Linked DNA regions of Homo sapiens: region 1 is linked to region 2. Evidence: read pairs that join two places in POLR2A ChIA-PET (ENCODE). Cell type or tissue: OCI-LY7. All regions are shown on one strand. Each heading gives the region's core, and the rest is flanking DNA. Links, peaks and the distances in the headings are about the cores only.

Region 1 (8,997 bases), core at 294-8,293, 170 kb after region 2:
AGCCTCCCTAAGTGCTGGGATTACAGGTGTGAGCCACCGTGACTGGTCAGACTTTCTATCTGTTAGGCTTTCAGGAATGTTTTGAAAAGCAGAGGATTTAGAAATAGTTGTTAATAGTTTTTTTTTAAAGTCCTTAAGTTATTTCATAGGGGTGTTACCAAGGTGATTTTTGTTTAAATGACCCAGGAACATTTAAGTTCTACCTTTAACCAGTAAGAGAAAGTGATACTTTGTGACTAGCTCAGTCTTTGGTCTTTTATATTAAAGAACATTACTTGCTGTAACTGATTCACAAGGACCCCTTGATTGAGGTGCTTCCATTTTCTACACATGGCTTCCAAGTTCAGCTGAGGAAAGTGGAGGATGGGCCAATCCTAGAAATGGATTAATCACTTCCACTCATATTCCATTGCCAGAACTCAGTTTCAGGGCCATGCCTAACTACTGGAGGGCTGGGAAATGTCATGTGGCCTGTGCCTAGGAGGAAGGTGAATCATGCTTGATCAACATCTAACTAGTCCCTGCCACAGGACTCAAACCCCAATGTAGTCCTTAGCTTAGAACCATACAGAAATCCATTTATTTTGGTTATAGACAGCCTGGAACCATAGCCTCCTCTTTTTCCTTGTAGACACACAGAGTTTTGAGTTATAACAATTTTGAATGCAAGTAAAGGCCTTTTTCCCAAGCACAGATAGGAGATCTGGAAAAGCTTTTCTGCAGCCTGTGGCAGAGGTAGTCTCTGGCAACCCCAAGAAAGGCAGCTTGGTATTGGGGGTGGGGGGGAGAGAGAGAGAGAAAGAGAGAGAGAGAGAGAGAGAGACCCAAGTCCCTTCAAATACCTGGAAAGTCTTCCCAAGAATAACAGATGCAAACAAGCCCAGATCGCAAAGGCTACAATGTATATTTAACTCTTCAATGCCCAGACACTGACAAATACCCACAAGCGTTAAGACCATTCAGGAAAACATGACATCACCAAACAAACTACGTAAGGCACCAGGGACCAATCCTGGAGAGATAGAGATACATGACCTTTCAGACAGAGAATTCAAAATACCCATTTTGAGGAAATTCAGAGAAATACAGGATAACACAGATAAGGAAATCAGAATCCCCTAAGGTAACTTCAGCAAAGAAATGGAAATAATTAAAAAGAACCAAGCTGAAATTTTGGAGTTGAAAAATGCAGTTGATATACTAAGGAATGCATCAGAGTCCTTTAATAGCAGAACTGATTAAGCAGAAGAAAGAATTTATTTATTTATTTATTTTTTGAGATGGAGTCTCGCTCTGTTGCCCAGGCTGTAGTGCAGTGGCGTAATGGCTCCCTGCAACCTCTGCCTCCCAGGTTCAAGCGATTCTCCTGGCTCAGCCTCCCAAGTAGCTGGGATTACAGGTGTGTGCCACCACACCTGGCTAATTTTTTTGTTTTTTAGTAGAGACGGGGTTTCACCGTGTCAACCAGGATGGTCTCGATCTCCTGACCTCGTGATCCACCTGCCTCGGCTTCCCAAAGTGTTGGGATTACAGGCGTGAGCCACAGTGCCTGGCCCCAGAAGAAAGAATTAGTGAGCTCGAAGACAGGCTATTTGAAAATACACAGCCAGAGGAGACAAAAGAAGAAAAAGATAAAAAGGAATAAAAAGCATGCCTACAAGATCTAGAAAATAGCCTCCAAAAGGCAAATCTAAGCGTTTTGGCCTTAAAGAGGAGGTAGAGAGATAGGGGTAGAAAGTTTATCGAAATGAATAACAACAGAGAACTTCCCAAACTTAGAGAAAGATTTCTATATTCAAGTATAAGGTTCTAGAATGCCAAGCAGATTTAGCCCAAAGAAGACTATCTCAAGGCATTTAATAATCAAACTTCTAAAGGTAAAAGATGAAGGATCCTAAAAGCAGTAAGAGAAAAAACACAAATAACATACAATGGAGCTTCAATATGTCTGGGACCAGACTTTTCAGTGGAAACCCCTTACAGGCCAAGAGAGAGAGGCATGACATATTTAAAGTGCTGAAGGAAAAAACTTCTACCCTAGAATAGTATATCTGGTGAAAATATTCTTCAAACATGAAGGAGAAATAACGACTTCATAAGACAGAGAAGTCGAGTAATTTCATCAACACCAGACCTGTCCCACACAAATGCTAAAGGGAGTTCTTCAATCTGAAAGAAAAGGATGTTAATGAGCAATAAGAAATCATCTGAAGGTACAAAACTGACTGGTAATAGTAAGTACACAGAAAAACACAGAATACTATATTAATAACAATAATTATGGTGTATAAACGACTCATATCATGAAAAGATGAATTGATCAAGAATAATAACTACAACAACTTTTCCAGACATAGTATGGTATTAGGTTGTTGCAAAAGTAATTGTGGTTTTGGACTGTGAATTTTAAATCATTATAACTAGGCTCAAACACATCTTTATTAATCAAAATAGGAACCATTACAATCAACACATTTTCGCCAATGAGAAATGTTTGTTCTTGTTGTGTAAAAATCCATGCTTTGGGATTTGACGAACTCTTGGAAAGAATGTTCTGCATCCTGCTGGTCATGGAAATGTTTTCTCTGCAAAACGTTGTCGAGATGCTTGAAGAAGTGGTAGTTGGTTGGTGAGAGGTTAGGTGAATATGGCGGGAGGGAAAACTTCATAGCCCAATTCGTTCACTTGTTGAAGCTTGGTTGTGTGATGTGCAGTTGGGTGTTGTTGTGGAGAATTGGGTCCTTTTTGTTGACCAATGCTGGTGTCAGGCGTTGCAGTTTTTGGTGCATCTCATTAAGATTGCTGAGCATACTTCTCAGATGTTATGCTTTCACTGGGGTTCAGAAAGCTGTAGTGGATCAGACTGACAGCAGACCACCAAACAGTGACCGTGACCTTTATTTGATGCAAGTTTGGCTTTGGGAAGTGCTTTGGAGCTTCTTCTCAGTCCAGCCACTGAGCTGGTTGTCACAGGTTGTCATATAAAGTCCACTTTTCCTTGCATGTCACAGTGTGATCGAGAAGTGGTTCATTGTTCTGTAGAATAAGAGAAGATGACACTTCAAAATGATGATTATTTGATTTTCACTCAGCTCATGAGGCACCCACTTAACGAGCTTTTTCACCTTTTCGATTTGCTTCAAATGCTGAATGACTGTAGGATGGTCGATGTTGAGTTCTTCGGCAACTTCTTGTGTAGTTCTAAGAGATGATTGCTCACAATTGGTCGTTGTGAACTTCCGATGGTCGGCCACTACACTCCTCACCTTCAAGGCTTGCCTCCTTTGCAAAACTTTTTGAACCACCACTGCACTGTACAGTTGTTAGCAGTTCCTCTCCAAATGCATTGTTGATGTTGTGAGTTGTCTCCTTTGCTTTACGACCCATTTTGAACTTATTCAAAAATTGCTCATATTTGCTTTTTATCTAACTTCATTCCCATAGTCTAAAACATAAACAGCAAGTAAATAAGTCTCTAGCCAAAAAACATAAAAAATGAACATTAAAATGATGTATAATATAATGACATTTATTTAAGAATGTATTCCAAGACCGGGCATAGTGGCTCATGCCTGTAATCCCAGCACTTTGGGAGGCTGAGGTGGGTGGATCACCAGAGTTCAGGAGTTCGAGACCAGCCTGACCAACATGGTGAAACCTTGTCTCTACTAAAAATACAAACTTAGCCAGGCATGGTGGCACACACCTGTAATCCCAGCTACTTGGGAGGCTGAGGCAGGAGAATCGCTTGAACCCAGGAGGCAGAGGTTGCAGTGAGCCGAGATCATGCCATTGCACTCCAGACTGGGCAACAAGAGCAAAGTCTGTCTCAAAAAAAAAAAAAAAAAGAATGTATTCCAATATCAGATGACAAATTCTAATCATGCAAACCACCGCAATTACGTTTGTACCAACCTAGTAGTACTGGAAGTCTTAACTATGGTAATTAGACAAGAAAAAGAAATAAAGGGTATCCAAATTGGAAAAGAAGTCAAATTATCCTTGTTTGCAGATGATTTGATCTTATATTTGGCAAAAGCTTAAAGACTTCACCAAAAAACTATTAGAACTGATAAATTTAGTAAAGTTGCAGGATCCAAAGTCAACACACAGAGATCAGTAGTGTTTCTGTATGCCAACAGTGAACAATCTGAAAAAATCAAAAAAGTAACCCCATTTACAGTAGCTGCAAATAAAATACCTAGGGATTAACCAAAGAGATGAAAGATCTCTCTAATGAAAACTATTAAACACTGATGCAAGAAATTGAAGAGGACATTAAAAAAATGAAAAGATATTTCATGTTCATGGATTGGAAAAATCACTATTAAAATGTCCATAGTACCCAAAGCAATCTACAGATTCAATACAATCCATATTCAAAATACCAATGACATTCTCCACAAAAATAGAAAAAACAATTCTAAAATTTACGTGGAACCACAGAGGACTCAGAATAGCCAAAGCTATCTTCAACATAAAGAAGAAAACTGGAGAAATGACATTACCTGACTTGAAATGATACTAGAAAGCTATGGTAACCAAAACAACATGGTACTGACATAAAAACAAACAGAGACCAATAGAACGGAATAGAGAACCCATTAATAAATCCATACATTTACAGTGAACTGGTTTTTGACAGAGGTGCCAAGAACATACTTTGGTAAAAGGACAGTCTGTACAATAAATGGTTCTCGGAAAACTGGAAATCTATATGCAGATATCTACATGCAGAAGAGTGAAACTAGATCCCTATCTCTTCCCATATACAAAAATCAAAAATGTATTAAAGATTTAAATCTTAAACTGCAAACTCTGAAACTACTAAAAGAAAACTTTGGGGAAACTTGCTAGGACATTGGTTTGGGCAAAAATTTCTTGAGCAATAAATACCCCACATGCAGAGGCAACCAAAGCAAAACTGGATCAAGGGGATCTTTTCTCACTTCCTTTTGTGTGTGTTTTTTAGAATTTTTTTTTGGTTGCTATGGGGATTACATGTAACATACTAAATTTATAACAGTCTAGTTTGAAATGGTACCAGTTTAACTTCTGTAGTATACAAAAACTTTATTCCTGTATAGCTCCATTTCCTTGATAAGTTGTTTTTGTGGCAGATTACATCTTTATTCATTGTGTGCTAAATATCATAGATTTATAATTTTTTAATGCTTTTGTCTTTTAAGTCATATAGGGAAAAAAGGTGGAGCTGAAAAACAAAAATAGAATAATACTGGCTGTGATATTTGTCCATATGGTTACCTTTGCTGGGGATCTTTATTTTTTATTTTTTGGATCTTCATTTTTTCAGATGGCCTTAAGTTTCTGTTTAGTGTCCTTTCATTTCAACTTGAAGATGCCTTTTAGGATTTGATGTAGAACATATGTAGTGGTGATGGACTCTGTCTGCTTTTTTTTTTTTTTTTCTTAATCTGAAAATGCCTCGATTTCAATTTCTCTTTCTTTCTCTTTTTTTTTTTTTTTTTTTTTTTTGAGTCAGAGTCTTGCTCTGTTTCCCGGGCTGGAGTGTAGTGGTGCAATCTTGGCTCACTGCAGTGTTGACCTCCTGGGCTCAAGCAATTTTCTTGCCTCATCCTCCTGAGTAGCTGGGACCACAGGTACATGTCACCATGCCCAGCTAACTTTTATGTGTTTTGCAGAGACAGAGTTTCGCCATGTTGCCCAGGCTGATCTCAAACTCCTGGGCTCAAGCAATCTCCCTACCTTGGCCTCCCAGAGTGTTGGGATTACAGGTGTGAGCCACTGCACCCAGCCTTTATTTTTTCCTCATTTTTGAAGGACAGTTATGCTCAAGATAGAATTCCGTATGTCATCCTACTCACTTCTGGACTCCACAGTTCTGATGAGATATGAGCTGTTCGTCTGATTCAGGATCTCCTGTATTTGACAAGTTGCTTTTCTCTTGCTGCTTTGAATATTATTTCTTTGCCATTGGCTTTGACAGTTTGGTTATCATGTGTCTCCATATGAACCTTTTTGAATTTAACCTGCTTAGAAGTCACGGAGCTTCTTGGATGTGTAGATTTGTATCTGTCATCACATTTGGGAAGTTTTGGTATGTTATTTCTTCTTTTTTTTTTTTTTTTTTTTTTTGAGACAGAGTCTCGTTCTGTTACCCAGGCTGAAGTGCAGGGCAGGATCTTGGCTCGCTGCAACCTCTGCCTCTTGGGTTCAAGTCATAACTGTGCCTCAGCCTCCCGAGTAGCTGGAACTACAGGCATGCACCACCACGCCAGCTGATTTTTGTATTTTTATTAGAGACGGGGTTTCACCATGTTGGCCAGGCTGGTCTCAAACTCCTAACCTCATGATCTGCCCGCCTTGGCCTCTCAAAGTGCTGGGATTACAGGCGTGAGCCATGGTGCCCGGCCTCTTCACATGTTCTTACTGCCCCCTTCTCTTCTAGAATTCCCATATTCATATATTGTTTCACCTTCACCTTTTTTTTTTTTTTTTTTTTGGTGACAGAGTGTTGCTCTGTCACCCAGCCTGGAGTGCAGTGGTGTGATTTCTGCTCACTGCAACCTCCACCTCCCAGGTTCACGCGATTCCTGTGCCTCAGCCTCCCAAGTAGCTGGGATTACAGGCACGTGCCATCACGCCCAGCTAATTTTTGTATTTTTAGTAGAGATGGGGTTTTGCCATGTTGGCCAGGCTGGTCTTGAACTCCTGACCTCAAATGATCCACCCACCTCAGCCTCCCAAAGTTCTGGGATTACAGGCATGAGCCACCGTGCCTGGCTATTTTCAGTGTTTTAATCTTGATGCTGCTTAGTGGGTCTGTTCAATTTGTGAAAATTCATTGAGTTCTATGCTTAGGTATGTGTACTTTTCTAAAATGAGTAATGTACTTCAGTAAAAGTTAAAAATCCTAGCTTAAAAGTTCAAATTTCATATTTAATTTATATTTCCTTTCCTTTGCCAGGTTTTGACTCGAAGAGACTTGCAGTAAGAAGGGGTGTGATCCTCTCTTTCTTTTCTCCTCTCCTCTGTTATCTGGTTTCTTTACTTTGGTGTCTTGTGGGAAGGAATAGGGAAATTGAAAAGTGTATGTGTTTCTCTTAATTGGTACTGATCAAATTCTTTCTTGATTGTTCTTTCTCTGGCTAAGACGGATTATTCATCCATACAGTGTAGCAGGCATCCAAATGCTGGTTCTCCCATGCAGCTGGTTGTAAGTTTTTTTGAGATAGGATCTTTCCCTCTCCACATTGTCTTCATAGAGGATATCCACTTTAGCTTGATGTCTTCCAAGGCCTCCTCAGTTCTCTCTACCTAGAGCTTCTTGCTGTGCTTGTCACCTTTGTGAGTGGCCAACCCTCTTTAATGGATTACCAGCATTAGTCCAAAGTCTGCTTCCTTCCCTGGTTTCTCCTTGATCCATAGGTACTGTTTCATCCTTGACATGCCAAATAGTGCAAATACAAGCTGTTCCCTTGCTACCTTCTGTTTTTGCATTAAGTTCTATTTCCTGTTCCCCGTCTCACTGCTCAGTCCTGCTACAGTTAGGTGCCTGGACACATCAATTGTTTGATTCAGTGCCACAATATCCTCCTTTATCCTTTTATTCACTTACCACCATGTTTTGAAATTGTCTTTTTCTTCTTTTCAGGTATTTTTCTTCACCAACTTCACTCTTCTTTTTATGTTTGGGCATTTGTAAATCATGTTTTGGATAGTCACCACCAACCAATATTAGTACTTACCCATTTTTTTGAACTCACTAATCACAATATATAACTGTATAGAATTTTTTTCTTTTTTTTTTTTTTAATCTTAGAGAACTGGAAATTTCCTCCTTTTTTGCCCCTTGTGGCTTTTAGTATTGCTATGGTGCCAGTTACTTGAAGCTTGTTTTTCAAATGGCAGGTGACATGGGGTCAGTTATTCTCTTTTTTTTTTTTTTTTGAGACGGAGTCTCGCTCTGTTGCTCAGGCTGGAGTGCAGTGACATGATCTTGGATCACTGCAACCTCTGCCTCCTGGGTTCAAGCAATTCTCTGTCTCAGCCTCCCGAGTAAGCCGGGGTTACAGGTGCCTGCCACCACGCCTGGCTAATTTTTGTATTTTTAGTAGAGACAGGGTTTCATCATCTTGACCAGGCTGGTCTTGAACTCCCGACCTCATGATCCACCTGCCTCAGACTCCTAAAGTGCTGGGATTACAGGTGTGAGCTACTGTACCCGGCCCAGTTATTCTCTAATGGTTCTTGTCTCTGTACTGTCTAGATCAGTTTGATGTGTTACTTATCTGTATTTGTTACAGCTTCCTTCATTGACATATAATAGATATACCTCATCGGGCTGATTTTTTTCGAAAGTTTCTTATTTATTATAATACTCCTGATTAGGTGGGTGTTGGCTTAAAAATGTCTACATGTTGATGATATTATTGGACACTGCTTACTGAATGAGGAGAAAGAGGTGTTGGAGTGGAATGGGAAGGTTCTGTCAATGTTTTGTATTGCCTGTATTTTCTGATAGTACTTTTATACTTTGAAAACCTGTATTTAGCTCCTCTTATAGGCATATAAAGAAAGCTCTAATATTAATTTTAGCATTAATTGAATGTTAGAGATATTTCTGACTTTATATGCCAGGTAAAGTCTACCATTTAATGATTTTTTTTAAACTAAAATATGCTTTTCTTTATTGGATATAGGAAGGGTATGAATAAAAGGATAAACATAAATAAACTTAACTAAGAAGTGTACTCATTATGAATACTATATCCTGTCAAAATGTCTGTCATCCCATGACCTTTCTCACCTATTTTTCCTTTGGCATTTTAATAATCAATATCCTGTGTCCTTTACAGCATACCTAGCTTTTACTAAGAAATATGTTTCTGGTTTTAGCTATGGAGGGGGAAGTATAATATTTTGGCACTTTTAAATTGTAGTGAATGCTGTAGAGATGTTTAATATAAAGTTTTTATACTTCAGAGGAGATATTAAAGACTCATGTTTTACTCT
Region 2 (8,997 bases), core at 646-8,645:
CCACCTCCCGGGTTCACGCCATTCTCCTGCCTCACAGCCTCCCGAGTAGCTAGGACTACAGGCGCCCGCCACCATGCCTGGCTAATTTTTTGTATTTTTAGTAGAGACAGGGTTTCAACATGTTAGTCAGGATGGTCTCGATCTCCTGACCTCGTGATCTGCCCCCCTCGGCCTCCCAAACTGCTGGGATTACAGGTGTGAGCCACCGTACCCGGCCACTTGTCAGTATTTAAGCTATTCCTTTATTTTGGTTTTCTTTCTGGGGGCGGGGTGGGAAGATCCTATTATATATCTATATTAGATCTTTTCTGCCAAACTTTTTTTTCCCAGTTTTAATTTTTTACCTATGTATTTCTCCTTCATTTAAAAAATTTTCCTTCGCTGTCTAATTCTTGAAAAATATTATTTATTCTCTTTATTCTTCAGTATTTTTCTGAAATTTTTTATTATTACTTCTTTTCAAGAGTTCTAGCCCCTTATTTTGAGTTTTCCCAGATGATTTTTTTTTTTAAACCAACTTCTTAGGATTTTTTTTTTTTTTTTTCTGAGACCAAGTTTCATACTCTTGTTGCCCAGGCCGGAGTGCAATGGTGCGATCTTGGCTCACTGCAACCTCTGCCTCCCGGGTTTACGTTCTTTAATGTCCTGGTTATCTTCTCCCTACCGCTTTTATCTGAACCTTTCCTTTCGTCTCTACTAACTTGTCTCTCTGCAGCTCAATCTGGATTATATTTCCAACAGTTTGTCCTCAGTGACGGGCTTTGTTCTGGAAGGGTATAGTGGCCAGCTAGCATGAACAACGATAGAACCCTGTGCTGGTTACCGCTTCTTAGTCACAAAGTCATCCCTTCTGCCTGTTGAGCAAAAATGTGCCTGGACACTTTAAAACTTTTCCTTTGACAGCTGGCATGTTAACTTCTGCCAGCGGAGAACAATGGAGAGATTTTTACTTCCTGTTCCTGTGTGTTTTTCAGCAGGCTCCCACAGCACCCAGTTCCTCAAAGCCAGGTTCTGACATATAAGTGAGCTCAGAGACCAGCAGCTTCCCTCAGCACCTCATCTGAGTAGTTTTGTAGCAGAGTGACACCTCTCATGAAAAGCCTTTCAGCACGCTTCCCCAGAGAAGCACATCAGCAATTACTCTGCCATTCAGTGAGCCACAACTGAGCCCTTTCTAACCAGGTATGAATCTCAGCCCTGGGGTGGTGGTAGGGAAATGGGGGACTCATTCTTGGACACACTGTCTTAGCCCTAAGGGTAGTGGCTGCTCCTTGTATGTATGCATATATGTCTGTGTGTATGTTTTTTTCTTTTTTTTTGAGACAGGGTCTCACTCTGTTACCCAGGGTGGAATGAAGTGGTGCCATCTGGGCTCACTGCAGCTACGACCTGCCAGACTCAAGCAATCCTCCCACCTCAGCCCCCTGAGTAGCTGGGACTACCAGGTACCCACCACGTCCAGCTAATTTTTAAATTTTTTGTAGAGACAAAAGTTTCACCACGTTGCCCAGGCTGGTCTCAAACTCCTGGACTCAAGCAATCGCCCTGCCTCGACCTCCCAAAGTGCTGCAATCACAGGCGTGAGCCACTGAACTGTGACTACGTGCTATTTCTATTTTCTTTAAAGATCTTTTTACTTTGTACTAGTCAATCCTTCATTACTCCAATCTTGCTATAGTTAAATTCCTTATATTAACTTTCTCTATTCAAACTACTGTGTGGTTTGAACTCTTGACTGGTCCAGTCAGATCCTTCATACCTTATCCCAGAGCCCCTGTATTTACTTGTTATTCCATTACGGAAAACTACTCCCGATTAACTGCTGCTCTTCTCAAATATGCCCTACGAGCTTTCCAGAAAAACGGTTGGCTCTGTTAGCATTCTTTATGCTGTCAGGTGCTCTGCTGCTTCCCTTCAGTTCCCCCTGCACAAATGCTAGTATTAACCAAGCCTCTTATATAGATTTTGGTGGTTTGTCCCTATCCCTTTACGGGTATGTGGGGAAATATCATTTTGCTTTGACGTAGATGGCATCTGTAGATTTTGTTGGTTCCTCAACTCTACTTGCTTTGTCTTATTTTTAACTTTACTTTAAAATAATTTCAGGGCTGAGCACAGTGGCTCACGCCTGTAATCCCAGCACTTTGGGAGGCTGAGGCAGGCGGATCACTTGAGGTCAGGAGTTTGAGACCAGCCTGACCAACATGGCGAAATCCCGCCTCTACTAAAAATACAAAAATTAGCTGGGCGTAGGGGTGCGCATGCCTGTAATCCCAGCTACTTGGGAGGCTGAGGCAGGAGAATGGCTTGAACCCACGAGGCGCAGGTTGCAGTGAGCCAAGATCGCGCCATTGCACTCCAGCCTGAGACACAAGAGTGAATCTCTGTCTCAAATAATTTTGTGCAGGAAACAAAAGTTTTCACTGCGACCTGCTGCATGAGATCAGGTATGGAATTTTCTACTTGTGGCATGACATCCACACTCAAAAAGTTTTAGACTGCAGATGCTCAACCTGTATTAATATTTCACATTTGCTTCCCCATTCTTTCTCCTGAACCATGTGCAAGTTGCAGGACTTGATGCCACTTACCCTTAAATATGTATTTCCTTAAAAGGATATCTTTTACATAATCAGAGTAATTATTAACACTTATACATACTATTATCTAATCTACAACACTTATTCAAATTGTCCCACTGATGTTTTAGCAAAAGAAAATTTTTGCAAAATGGTTTTGCCTCACCCAGTAGTTATTTAATCTAGGTTTACATGTTGTTTTTAGTTGTCATATCTCTAGTTCTTTAATCTGGAGCTTTTTTTTTTTTCATGGCCTTAACATTTTTGAAGACTACAGGCCAGTTATTTTGCAATTCTTTTGTAGAATCCTCAATTTGGGCTTGTCTGAGGTCTCCTATGATTAGATCCAGGCAATGCATTTCTGGAAGGAATGTTACAGAGGTGATGGTGCATATTTCTCAGTGCCATCATATCAGGAGGTTTAAATCTGTTTCACTACTGGTAATTTTAATATTTTTTAATACTAAAATTTTCATACAGTAAAATGTACACATATAAAATATACTCAATTCTATGAGTTTTTAAAATGCTAATACCTCCCTAACTTCTTTGAAGATTATTAACACTTCCATCAACCAGAAAGTTCCCTTCATACCCTTTCCCAGTTAATCCCCACTGTGCACAGGCAACCATAAAACCATTCTGATTTTCTTTCCCATCATAGATTATTTGGCTGTTCTGGAATTTCATATATAGTTTTTCTACAGAGTCCTTAGGATTTTCATTTCACCTGCAAACACAAAGTTTTATTTCCTCTTGTTAAACTGTATACATTTCTTTTTCTTGCCTTATTGTACTTGTTAGGACCTCTAATACAATGATAAATACAAGTGATAAGAGTAAACATATTAATATTGCTCCCAATATTAAAGGGAGCTCTGCTTTTACTGGATAATTGGGGAAGATGAAAAAGCTGTAGCCAATACTGCTGGCATCCTCTCAGAGTCCCTTCTCTCCACCAATTTCTTACTCCTCAGGTTTCAAACACATCCAAGTCTCCTAATCCTAGAACACTCTACCCTCACACCTGGCTCTTTATTCTCCAAAGAGTAGTGTATCATTCATCACCAACTTACTCTCTAACCCTTACAACCACACTTGTCAATTTTGAAAGGCCATCCCAAACTGCCAGAGTCAAAGCTCTCTCCCACACTTAGTAACAGCTACCATTTAAAAATCTGTGTTCCTGTCTATATCATGTACTTCAAAAAAGCAAAAAACAAAAACCTATCTGTCAAGGTCTGTGCTGAGTGGTTCACAAACATTCTCTAACAACTCAGGGACAATTAGGACTATTTAACTTGCCCAGGTAACAATATAGGACTGTTAATTACACGAAACCAATACGATTTTAAAATAATTTTCTAATTATACATACATATGGTATAGAAAAAAATAATACAGAAAATCTACTGCAAACAATCAGGTCCCAAAACATCTTCAATTTGTGATTTTTATCTACCTACTTTTTCTTGGTATACTTGTTCCTTCTTCAGCTAACCACTTCTCAGTCTCCCTTACTGCTAATCCACAGGTTCTGCTCTACACCTCCCTTCTTTCCAATGTATTACTCTCCTTGAGCGATTTTATTTATCCACAAACCTCAACTATTATCTCTATTTTCAAGTGCACTTCTCTAGACCTAACCCATCTCTTTGGCATCAAGAATTTGTTTTCTCCAACCAATTCTGCTCCTTCTGCTTTCTCTCTTCAAGTTAATTACATATTATTCATCAAGTCACTTTGGATAGAAATCTTTAGGAAAATTTGCATTACCTTTTTATGTAAAGAAAGCTCAACAGTGTACATTTAATCCAATTGGTGGCAAGTTCTTTAGCCTTTGCCTTTTTGAGCTTGGCAATGCGAGTCACAGACTTGGGACCCAGGACATTGCCTCCCCAGTGATGGCAGATCTCATCGTATCTGTCATTGTAATTGATCCTGATAGCTTCCACCAGCTTAGACAAACCTCCTTTGTCTTCCAAGTTAACCTGTGTGAAGGCAACCAGTGGTGCAGGTCTTTCTGTGGAGTAGACATCCCACTCTTGACTTCCCCTTGATAATGCAGTAAGGGACCCCCATTTTACGACACAGGGCAGGTAGGAAGACAACCAGCTTGATGGGATCCATGTCATATGCAATCACCACTAGCTGAGTCTTCGTGTTCTCCACCAAGGTGGTGAAGTGCTGACTCCTGCTTGAAAGACAGGTGGTCTCTTACTGGGGACATCCCCTTTGCTGGCAGCTTTCTTCTCAGCCTGGGCCAATAGCCTCTGCTTCTTTCTCTTGCTTTGCCTCTGATCTGTACTTGTGGGCCAGCTTAAGTAGCTGAGTAGCTGTTTGGCAGCGCAAGGCCTGGATGAACTGGTTAATCGCAGGAGGCATTTTCAGCTGCATATAGAGGATGGCTCTCTGCTGCTGCAACCTGATATAGCAGGGCCATTTCACAAAGCAGGTGAGGTCTCTTTTGGGCTGGGTGTCCTGTCCAATGCCAAAATTCTTAGGCCTTTTCTTAAATAGCGGATTCACCACTTTCTTGGCTCTGCTTCTTGACGACAGCAGGGGCCAGAGCCAACTTCTTCCCCTTGCCCTTCTTTCCTTTCGGCATCTTGGGTGGCGGGAGGAGAAGAAATCTTATTTTTGACTCTTCCTTCTCTAATTAACAATACCTCAGTTCCAATCCTTTAAGTTTAGTCTCCAAAACAAGGTCTTTTACAAACTGAATTTCCATTAACAGAAAAATGGATAAATAAATCAAGTGTATTCACACAATATAATATTTGCTATAGAGTAGTAAAAAAGATCTAGAGCAAGGTTTGTCAGCCATGACACTACTAACATTTTAGCCTGGTTAATTCTGTTATGAGGCTGTCCAGTGCGTTTTAAGTGTTTAGCAACATCCCTGATCTCTACATGTTAGGTGATATTAACACTAACCCCAGTTGTGACAACAAAGATGTCTCCATATAATGCCAAATATCCCCCAGCGGGCAAACTTGCCCCTAGTTGAGAACCACTAAGCTAGAGCCTCATGATTCAACACATGTAAACTTCAAACAATTTTACATAAATAAGAGAATTACAGTATGAATTATTCATATGAAGGTAAAAAAATGCACAAATTGATAAAATAGAATGTTTGTATCATTCCCACTGGGAATGTCACAGGACTGATAATGAAGTTTCTAATCAAACTATGCTAATCAGTAGCATACTACCCAGTTTAAAAGGTACAATTACTTCTACTTTACTCCACACTATTTCTTGTTTGCTACAATCTTCTCTTTTTCTTAATGAAGTACGTAAGAAATCAAAACTATTGGGGATTCAAATAAATTAGTCTTCTATATGCACAGTTGGCTATGGTTATAATATTAGATATACTCTAAATATTTCATTTCAGATACAAATTATGTTAAAATCATTATGGGTTTATTTAATCATAGAATAAAAGTATTAAAGGAAAGTTGTTTTTTAATAAGAATATACTGTGATTGCTGCATTTTTTTTTTTTTAAGAGATAGAGTCTTGCTTCCACCTCCGCCTCCCAAGTAGCTGGGGCTATAGGTGCACGCCACCCATGTCCACCAGCTCTGTTGCTAATGCTTTCATTGCTAGTTTGATATGAATTTCATCAAGTTCCTTAAGTGTAATGAGCAACATACATTGTTTTCAAATCATTCCCACTGGTCTTTCTTGGATTTGCTTGTAATACAAGTTTGCTGTATAAATAATAAAGATTACATTTGAAATTGTAGTAATTTCTGGACTATTTGTTATCTAGAACATTCTGGACAAATATTCAATATGTAAGGGCAGTATAGACCTTCCTGAGGATAAAGTTTTGAAGAACACTCACCTGGGAATAGGAATTCACATTAATATATAATTTACAGCAAGGACCCCAGGTCACTTCCTAGACTTGAGGGTAGAGGAGCTAATGCCTAAATTTCACTCCTCTTTAGGTGACTCTACTAACTGATGAAATGGCTATAACAGAAGCGACTGATCGATGTGCTACTTAAAAACAGCTAGAGGCTGGGTGTGGTGGCTGTCTGTAATCCTAGCACTTTGGGAGGCCGAGGTGGGAAGATCACTTGAGGTCAGGCATTTGAGACTGGCCTGGGCAACATAGTGATAGCTAGTCTGTATAAGAAACAAAAAAATTAGCTGGGCGTGGTGGCATGAATGCAGTGGGGCAATCATAGCTCACTGCAGCCTCAAACTCCTGGGCTCAAGTAATCCTCCTGCCTCAGTCTCCCTAGTGGCTGGGACCGCAGACATGTGCCATCATGCCCAGCTAATTTTTCAAAAATTTTTTATAGAGACAAGGATCTTGCTGTGCTGCCCAGGCTGGTCTCAAACTCCTGGCATCAAGCAATCCTCCTGCCTTGGTCTCTGAAAGTGCTGGGATTACAGGCATGAGCCACTATGCCTGGCCAACTTAAAGATACTGATTTGTTAAAATGATAATCTTTTTTTTCTTTTTTTTTTTTTTGAGACAGAGTCTCACTCTATTGCCCAGACTGGAGTGTAATGGCGCAATCTCAGCCCACTGCAACCTCTGCCACCTGGGTTCACGTGATTCTCCTGCCTCAGCCTCCTGAGTAGCTGGAATTATAGGCACTTGCCACCAAGCCCAGCTAATTTTTGTGTTTTTAGTAGATATGGGGTTTCACCATGTTGGTCAGGCTGATCTTGAACTCCTGCCCTCAGGTGATCCACCCGCCTCGGCTTCCCAAAGTGCTCAGATTACAAGCATGAGCCACCGAGCCCAGCCTGATAATCTTTTCTTAAATAAAATATATTTAAAACATTTTAAAGATACTCTGAAAATGCTACCTTTGATTTAAGAGGCCAAAAGGCATGTAATTTAACACACAATAACATCAAGTGTTACTGAACGCATAGGCAACAGCTGAAATACTCCCAATTACATGTTCATGTCACAGTAATTTTATGTGATAGAGAACAAAATCAAGAGAAAAAATGTTTTATCATAGTTGGAAAAAAGACAATTTAACATGCAAGAGTACATTTTAACATAATTATATTTGAGTAAACTTTATAAGACTTAAGAGAAATTAAATATTTTTCTAAATTCCAAAGACACAAAGATGAAAAATTTGCTACAAGTTACATAGGAGTTTTGGTCACCATTTTCAAATATTATCAACTTAACTTCTTTCCTCTAAAACAATAAAAACCTCAACTTACAAATTCCTTTTTCTGTAATTTCTGAAATGTTCTCATTACTAACAGGGTCTCATATTTCAGACATTATTTGTTGGCTTCTAACCACACATCTAAAGATTCATACTTACAAAGTCCTCCTCTTCAAACTGCAACTTTTCCACCTTGTCTTCTTTCTTTTCTTCCCTAATCTCCATAGGTGGCTTTTCCTGAAAAGCACACCCTTTCCGGGAGTGGAAGCTGCCATTCCAATGGCGATGGTTCCCTGTGCCACCTCCACTACGTTGGCTCATGCCATCATGACCTCGGGAAGAGCTATGCCAACCAGATGGGTTCCCTGTGATTCCAGCATATGCTCCCTTAGAGACACCAGAGTCCACAGAATCATGGCGGAACAGGGAGGGCTGGTGCCAAGAATCTAGAATAGTAAAGAAAAGGACTAATTAGATTGTTTGCTTCCTGATTTGGTTTACGGTATTGGCCAAAGGCCTTCAGGAGACCTCGTTAATAAAAAGTCCACACAAAAAAAATAAAAAAATGTATCTTTTCTTTGTGAGGTAATTTCTGAAATCAGTTCAACTGAACAGATGATTCATGAGAATCATAATCATAGTTAGACCTAGAAAGCCAATGTAGTTGCGTAATGACTACTAGAGAATCTAAATGAAAACTATGTTCAGAAAAGATCCTATTTCAAGATTACAGACATGTACCCACAGCCTGGGCTTGTCCTAAATGAGTAGCTTAAATATAGTCATGAAAGTTGGACATGGCTCACCTCCTGCAGTTCGTAGGGGACCATTGTTAAAAAAACCATCAGAGGAATTATGTCGACGGCGGCTTACTCCAAATCTACCTTCTCCTCTGGGTAGGTGCTCTCCGTGTTTTTCGAAGGTGGCAGTAGGTGACTAAGATGATGAAGTATGGAGAGGCAAATGGATAAATAGCTATTAGTCCTTTTCAATATCTTAATAGGCTTTGCATCAGGCCTTCAAAAAACAAGTAATAATGGTGATAGAAACTCATATTGTAAGCATATGGACCCTAAGGGTACCCACAGGTGCCTAATTTAGAGAAGTCCTAGGTTATATATTCAATTGCTAATTCACTTCCTTTATTCCAGGAGAGGAGAAAAGCTAGCCACTTCAATTGTTTGCATGAAAGGAGGCGGAGGGGAAAAAAGCCTTGCAAATATTCATAAATATAAGCTCCAAAACTTTACACT

Evidence for each region. Peaks named below come from ENCODE experiments on the same cell type or tissue, not always from the same donor. Only the 100,000 strongest peaks of a DNase experiment are listed, where the experiment ranks them.
Region 1: POLR2A ChIA-PET joins it to region 2 with 10 read pairs; 6 of 35 experiments call an interaction of 5 or more read pairs at or near these places.

The regions. Positions count from the first base shown.
Region 1 is chr1:45,815,422-45,824,418 of GRCh38, forward strand. All of the region lies in intron 1 of MAST2 (microtubule associated serine/threonine kinase 2), which reads left to right. Among named protein-coding and RNA genes, the nearest start is that of MAST2, 16 kb to the left of the region's middle. RefSeq lists a silencer at 7,023-7,223. In OCI-LY7, for the core only: no CTCF peak of the experiment used is centred there; DNase peaks (open chromatin) are centred at 4,960 and 7,493; H3K4me3 peaks cover 814 bases; H3K27ac peaks cover 1,506 bases.
Region 2 is chr1:45,646,640-45,655,636 of GRCh38, forward strand. It overlaps GPBP1L1 (GC-rich promoter binding protein 1 like 1), which reads right to left. Exons shown (of 13, transcript NM_021639.5): 5 at 8,551-8,680; 6 at 7,904-8,190. It also overlaps the pseudogene RPS15AP10 and the pseudogene RPL7AP16. Among named protein-coding and RNA genes, the nearest start is that of CCDC17, 27 kb to the left of the region's middle. In OCI-LY7, for the core only: no CTCF peak of the experiment used is centred there; no DNase peak of the experiment used is centred there.